Linked DNA regions of Mus musculus: region 2 is linked to region 1. The links are chromatin contacts, found by POLR2A ChIA-PET in ENCODE. All regions are on one chromosome and are shown on one strand. The core of a region is the stretch at or near the end of the contact, and the rest is flanking DNA. Distances in the headings are between cores, read along the strand shown.

Region 1 (3,360 bases), core at 472-2,971:
AACATGAGCAGGGTGTGGTGCAGATGCTTAGAGGTAGAGACAGGGGCATCTCTGTGAGTTCCAGTGGTGTATAGTGACCCCATGTCTCGACAAGGAAGACGGAGGGAGGGGAGCTGGCCACTTTAACCGTTTCAGTCTTACAGCTAGCTGGCTCCTACACCTCTTGGAGGCCATTCAAAACTTCAGCCCTAACACAACACTGGATTCCAGAGGTTCAGGAAGGAGTCTTCATAGCCTTGCTGAAAAAGACACAGAACAAACCTTTAGTGGGAGGAAAACAGCCGTTAATGGAGCTTTTATGGGCCTACTTCTTCCATTTAAACCGTCCGCTAATGGAATTCTCCGGACATCCTTATTATTTATTGAAGACCCACTTTATCACTCCCTGTGATCAACGGTAAGAACAGCAAATCCCTCAAAGCTCCTCCATTCTCCCCCTAATTCTTCACGCTGTCATACTCAAAGGGAGGCAGGGGAAGGCCAAACCAGCAAAAGTCTGTTACACTGCTATGAATTTAATAGGACTCACAGGAGGGGAGTTTCAACAATTTCTAACCCCTATCACCGCAAACATAAGACAATATCAGGTAAACCGAATGGGACATCACACTGAGTGTGGCCAGTGCTCAATCCCACTGGATGTCTCTCTCCTCTTCAGGAAGAATACTCCAGTTTGGGGAGGCCACGTTTCGGGCCAGCCAGTTGAAATCATCAACCTGGTCCCAGTTATTTTTGCTCCTATCTAAACCGGAGTCCTGGAAGTCCTTGTCGATCCCCGGGTAGCTCCAGGTGTAAGGGGCAAACTGGATGCCGCTGCAGTCCTCCACGATAGCCCTGCTGGTCACTTGCAAGAAGACGCGCGTGTCTTTGGTAGTGTGCACACGGAGCTGCTGGCAAGCCACAGCCAGGACGCAATCTCGACAATCCTCCAGAAACACAGAGGTGGTCACTGGGCCGCAGAGCACCTTGCAGCCGCGGGCCTTCGCAAGCCGCAAGGTGTTGGGATTGCCACACAGTTTGACAGTGCAGTTGGTCAGGTCGCTCAAAAGGACGTCGCGCTGGTGCAGCTCTTCAGCTCTCTTCTCCAGGTCTTGGGACTCCAGGTTGGAGAAGCCACAGGCCCAGCTGGCCCCGGGAGCTCCCTCCTCCTCCTTGGTCACCGGTGGAGAAGGGGCCGCCGAGGCGACGGGTGCGGCGTCTACCTGGGCGGTCCCCGCAGCATCCTTCTTCCGTGCCTTGAAGGCGAAGCGCTTCTTGGGCTGCAACTCCTGGCGACGTTCCGTTAGGACAGCCTGCAGCTGCGCCAACGCCGCCTGGCCCTGCCGCAGGTCGTAGGCGGCGAGGAAGAGCACCGAGTCGTTCAGGAGCTTCCGCAGGCCCTGGAGCCGGTTGGCCGCCTCTTCCAGCCGCTCCGCCGACGCCTCGCCCCGCAGCAGCTCCTCGACCGCTGCGCGCTCCCGGGCGAAGGCGGCGGCGAAGAAGCCGCTCTTCTCCTCCTCCACCTCCTGGTCCTGCCGCTTCTGCTTGCGTCTCTCCACCTCTATCTGCCTCTCCTGTTCGCGCCTCTGAAGTCGCTCGGGCACCAGGCTCAGGTCCCGCGGGGAGCCAGCGGCAGCGTCGGCCAGAGCCATGGAGCAGTCCACACCCTCCATCTTGACTCCAGGCTTCCTCCCCCGCCGCCTTGCCTCCGAGCGCTCGCTCTCCGCGCGAGGCCTCCCACCAACGCGCGCTGTGATTGGCCAGCTGCGGTGACGTCAGCTCCCTCCATATTCTCCTCGCCTATTGGTTTCTTCGCGTTGGAGGGGCGGGAAGGAGGGCGGGGCCGGCTGACAGGAGGGGGTGGGGAGACAAAGGTCCTGGTGGATGGGTGGGGTGGGAGGCAGTCGGGTGAAGCTTTTTTTTTTTTTTTTTTTTTCTTCTTAAAGGGGCAGGACTTATATCCGGGATTGTGGGGTGAGTTGCAGCAGCGGCAGCTGCACATGTGGGTTTGTTTATAAGAACAAGGTTAGAAACTCGCAGGCCTCCCCCTCCCCCCAGCTCCTCCCTGCTACCCCCTTACAGGCCGGAGATCTGCTGCAGGGTGGTGGGGAGGAATCTGTGCTTGTGGTGTTGTGGGGGACAGGTAGTGCGAGAAAGATGGAGGGGGGGGTTATTGCACCTCCCGGACCGCGTCGGAGGAAGCTGCAGCTGGAACAGCTGGCCAGGGAACCGCTTGCATGCCTCTGGGTTTTTTTCTTTCTTTCTCTCTCTCTCTTTTTTTTTCCCTTTCCCTTTTCCCTTCCATCACCTCTTTGCTCAGCCGGTCCCTGCCGCCCCGGTAACCCTCATCCTTCCTGCCCTCCCCCATCCACTGCAGCTCGGCGCGGCCTGGGGGCGTCTGGGTCCCCGTGGGCAGTTACTGGGGCGGGAAGAAAGCGCAAATCACCGCTATGGGAAAGACTGGGTTCCTCGCTGGAGCGGGCTCCGGGGTTCCTGGGGGAGTCTAAAAACAGATTATTTTTTTTAATGGCCAATTGCTGCAGTCGGAGGGGGGGCGGGGGAGGATGACATGCCACCCCCACCGTCTTGCTCCCTGACGCGGTGGCAGCCACTCCCTGCGCAGCTGGCAACCGCTGGCCGCGCGGGGCTAAGACCCTCAGCCGGAGCGCCTCGCTTCTCCCTATAGGGCCGGCGGTCTTTAGGAAGGCGATGGGGAAACGGTACATTATTTCTAGAGGTGGTGGGAGGGATTTGTCACCGGAAGTGAACGAGCCTAGCCTAAAGTCCAGACCAACCCGAGGTGCGAGTGGGCAGCCAAGACCGTGCAGTCCCTGGCAGAAGCCCAAGGCGGCGGCCGCCGAGGACTCGGGTGGCATCCTCGCGTGCTGCCTTCAGCCACCGTGCCTTCTGGACTCGGTGGCCCATACAGTTCTCGGTTTCAGCCCCATCTCCGCCCTTGTTGCCAACCTCCATTTTTGTTCTTTTAATTGGGATTTTTTTAACTGCCCAAAATACTCATTTGAAAATTTACCAATATGCCTGCGTTTTCCTGCAGATAAAGATGGGAGGAAACGAGAGCCATTCAATTAAGTTGGCATTAAGACTTGAGTTGCAAGCCTCACGTCCCATTTGCCTCCTTTCCTAACCATAAAAAAAAAAAAAAAATCCAAACCTCAAGCACAAAATCTTGATTGAAGAGAAAGCATTACACTACAGAATCAAAGACAAGTGTCACTGGGTGGCAAATTCTTTCCTAGGTGGAGGGTTGGAGTGGGAGATCACATGTTACTGTGTTCTTGTCTGTATACCTGCTGTAACAGAGCGCCGATGAGGGGGGCGGTCGGTGGTCACTTATGCAGGCTCCTTATTTTCGTCAGTTTT
Region 2 (3,360 bases), core at 239-2,738, 120 kb before region 1:
TTAGCTCATCTAATGCCTTTGTGTTCCCTAACCACAAAGGTACCACCATTTTGTGCTCTTCTCTTTGGCTACCAGGCTTTTAAGACAATGGCCCCCCCAAGTAATAGGAGTTGGAAAAGGCTGGGGAGTCTGGCATCAACCAGAGCTTGAGCTTGCCTCCCAGAAAGAGGTGTCTTACAGTTTCTACAACTTGCAAGAGAGACTGGAGTCAAGATAATGATGGACCAGCGATGGACTAGGACCACACCTTGACCAGGGCTGCCCTTTCTTTAAAACTAAACCTCATGTCAGGACTCTGAAAGGTAGTGAACTTGAGGGTGGGCAGATGGTCACTGGACCTTTTTGTCCCTCTCCCCAATGTGGCTATATCGAATAAGTCTCCTTTCTCTGTCTCTTCATTATTGCTTATCTCTTTAATTGTTATATTGAGGATATATGCTTGAGCCTAGCTTGTTAGAGCCGCAGGTTCCAAGGTCTAACCCTAACAACTCCAGTACAAGATACCAGCCTCTTCCTACAGGGCAATTAGGGTTTGTCTGGTCATCTGTGAGAGCCTAATCTTCTCCACGAAGATAATTTAAAAGATATTCAAATACATGTCACAAATTACAGTCAGTGTATATAAGCCTCCAATCGGTCTGCTTTTAGATCTGCTTCTGTCAGTATAGTCTTAAAGCAATGCAGCTAAAAAAAAAAAAATATCCAGTATTTCTTCTGTTGCTTTGTGGCCTGCCATTGAACCTTAAAGTCTTTTTTTTTTTTTTTTTTTTTTTTTTTTCCTTGACCTTTTGAGAAACTGCAAAAAACAATGGCAGTCGCAGCTCTAGCCCTGGCTCTCCCTCCGCGCAGCCGCAGGAGTAGGCAGGCTGGACGCGGAAGTAAGCGCGTGCTTCCAGGGTTGTCTGACTCTGAGAGTTGGTCTTTAAGTTGATTCGTTGGACGCCTTTTCTGATGCAACAAGACTTAAGGAAAGAAAAGGATATATATCAATCAATGGTCATAAATTAAATGTCTTGCAATTGTACCTTAAAACTTTTCAAAATCTCGGTACTAAATACACCTCGGTGACTAGTGCCAGGATGACAAGGCATTAGAACCTCCGGGATAGAACGCGCGATTCATTCATTCTTTTGACAATTGAGGGTTTATCAGATACCAGACTTTTGACAGACAGCTGTGTGTCTATCGCGCCAGGAATGATTATTCTTGGTGCTGGGGAGATAAAAAAAAAATGACAAGAATAAATAGGACTAAGAGACTAAGACGAGATCTCAAACGTTATTTCGTTCTTCTGGTGTCAAGCCCCTCTCACGGATTCTAAATTGTCTTTTTCCAGGCTTCCGCCAGGGGATGGACTACAACTCCCATGATACTCGTGTGCCGCTCCTTATTAGAGGCTTCGCTTCTCTCCCTGGCCGCTCAGGGGACGACTACAGTACCCAGAATGCCCTGCTCCCTCGCTTGGGTGTTTTTGCCCCTCTCTTGGCGTTGAACGCGGTAGTGGCTGTCCGGAGTGCCAGGCCTGGGGTTCTCGGTGTCCTTCCCCCGGTCACGGGCGAGGAGGCGACTTGACTTCTGGGCGCCGAGCCCGGGCGCGCGCGCAAGCGGCTGCCGTCCCCGCTGCAGGTTCGCGTCCCGCTTTGCTCCTCGCGCATCTCGGCTCGGCGGCAGCCCGGACGGCCCGGGACTGACGGCCCCAGGACAGGGGTGACCGTCGCGGCTGCGGGAGCAGAGGCGAAGCTGAGGCCCGGGGAGAGGCGACAGCGGCGAGAGCACCCGGGGAGAGGAGGAGGAGAGAAGATGGCGTCGGAGATGGAGCCCGAGGTGCAGGCCATCGACCGCAGTTTGCTGGAATGTTCTGCCGAAGAGATCGCAGGGGTGAGTGCGGGAGCCCGGGAGGGCTACGTCCGGCCCTCGTAGGCCGCGCCCCGGGGGAGGAACAGAGTCCTGGGAATCCCGGAGCCCGCCACTGACTTCGGCTAACAGCGGCGCTGGCCATGTCCCGTGGGGAAAAGGACCCAGGAGGCCATCGAGCCTGCTCCGCGCCTTCGGTGCTCAGATCCTCCTTATACGCGGCGACTCTTACTACAGAGCTTTCATTATCCCTAATTAGCTTCACTCTCCATTAAGTCTACAACACTTGGGTTTTTGCCCTATATGCTGGCTGTTGGAAGATGGGAGCGAGCGGCTTCCTAACGTTGTCGTATAAGCGCCCTACTTTACCTTCTGATGCCATTTCTTAGGATAAGCGGAGCAGTGTCTGCGCCGAAGGATTCTATCCTCTCCCAGCTCCAACTTTGTTGCTGGGGGGCGGGGAGGGGAGTTTACCCAGGCTGCAGGCAGCACAGTCCAACATTACCCCCTCGGTGCTTTTTTAAAAAGTTGTTTTGCACTTGTTTATTTCGTTAGATGGTAACCTTGGTGCCTGTGTGTAATGTAGTGGTGCCTCGACACGTTTGCTAAGCATGGAGGCTGGCAGATTTAAAAAAAAAAATACATAATTTTTCTAGGAGTTGGGAAAAGTTGGACGGAGAACAAACGTTATATAACTTTGAAAAAGCAGCTTTGGTGAACAGATGCAAGCTCATTAATGATAGCGTTGATCACAGCCTATCAGGAACCCTTAGGCCCTAAACTTAAGCCATTCAGACACAGTAAAGACTTAAAATGTAGTATCAACAAGCGCCGATACAAGTAGCAAAGTTACAAAGACAACAACTTTCAACAAACTCAGCGTCATCTTTTGCCAGTGAGGGCAGGGGACACCTATCAGAACAGATTGTCCACGGTGACTGTAAATAGCTCAGACAATTGGGAGCCTAGTCTCAGAGGCCTCCAGTTGAAAAAGCTCCCAGGAAATGAGTGACTCTTTATTTAACACATCATCACACAGGATGTTAGGGTCAGTAGTTGGGATGTGCCGTCGGTGATGAATATTTGGAGTGAATAGACCAGAGGAAGATAGTTTGGGTGAGGAAATGAGAGGGAAGTGGGGGTAATTTAAAAAAAACAAAACAAAACAAACCACTGTTGCCTGGTGAGTTTTAAGTTTTGTATTCTTGTGAGGCTAAGTAAGGTGTGAAGTCTGTTTTCCTGTACTCTGTGTGATATCACACAACCCAAGGATTTTTTTTTTACCTGATACCTCCCCCCATTTGCCTTTGATTTATCAAAGACATCTGGAAAAAGAAATGAAGGCTCTATTATAAGAAAACAGGAAAATAAATAATTAGTGACGTGGCTTGGTATCTCTGCTCGTGTTGGAGGCAGAGGGGATTTTTTTTTTCCTACCACTGAGTTTGTTGCATCTGTTTCTGGTGGTGACGCCAGCTGTGTTACCCCCCCCCCCATTCTGACAGT

The links. ChIA-PET counts read pairs that join two places held with the same protein, here RNA polymerase II (POLR2A).
Region 2: POLR2A ChIA-PET joins it to region 1 with 22 read pairs in Patski. The contact joins the promoter of Ubr2 here to the promoter of Tbcc in region 1. POLR2A ChIA-PET finds 5 or more read pairs at or near these places in 2 of 5 experiments (Patski and embryonic stem cell).

The regions. Positions count from the first base shown.
Region 1 is chr17:46,888,982-46,892,341 of GRCm38, reverse strand. It overlaps Tbcc (tubulin-specific chaperone C), which reads right to left and starts at 1,721. Exons shown (of 1, transcript NM_178385.3): 1 at 1-1,721. The coding sequence starts at 1,652. The coding sequence ends at 627. It also overlaps a transcript of Bicral not described here.
Region 2 is chr17:47,008,660-47,012,019 of GRCm38, reverse strand. Ubr2 (ubiquitin protein ligase E3 component n-recognin 2) reads left to right here and starts at 1,488. Exons shown (of 47, transcript NM_146078.3): 1 at 1,488-1,878. The coding sequence starts at 1,801.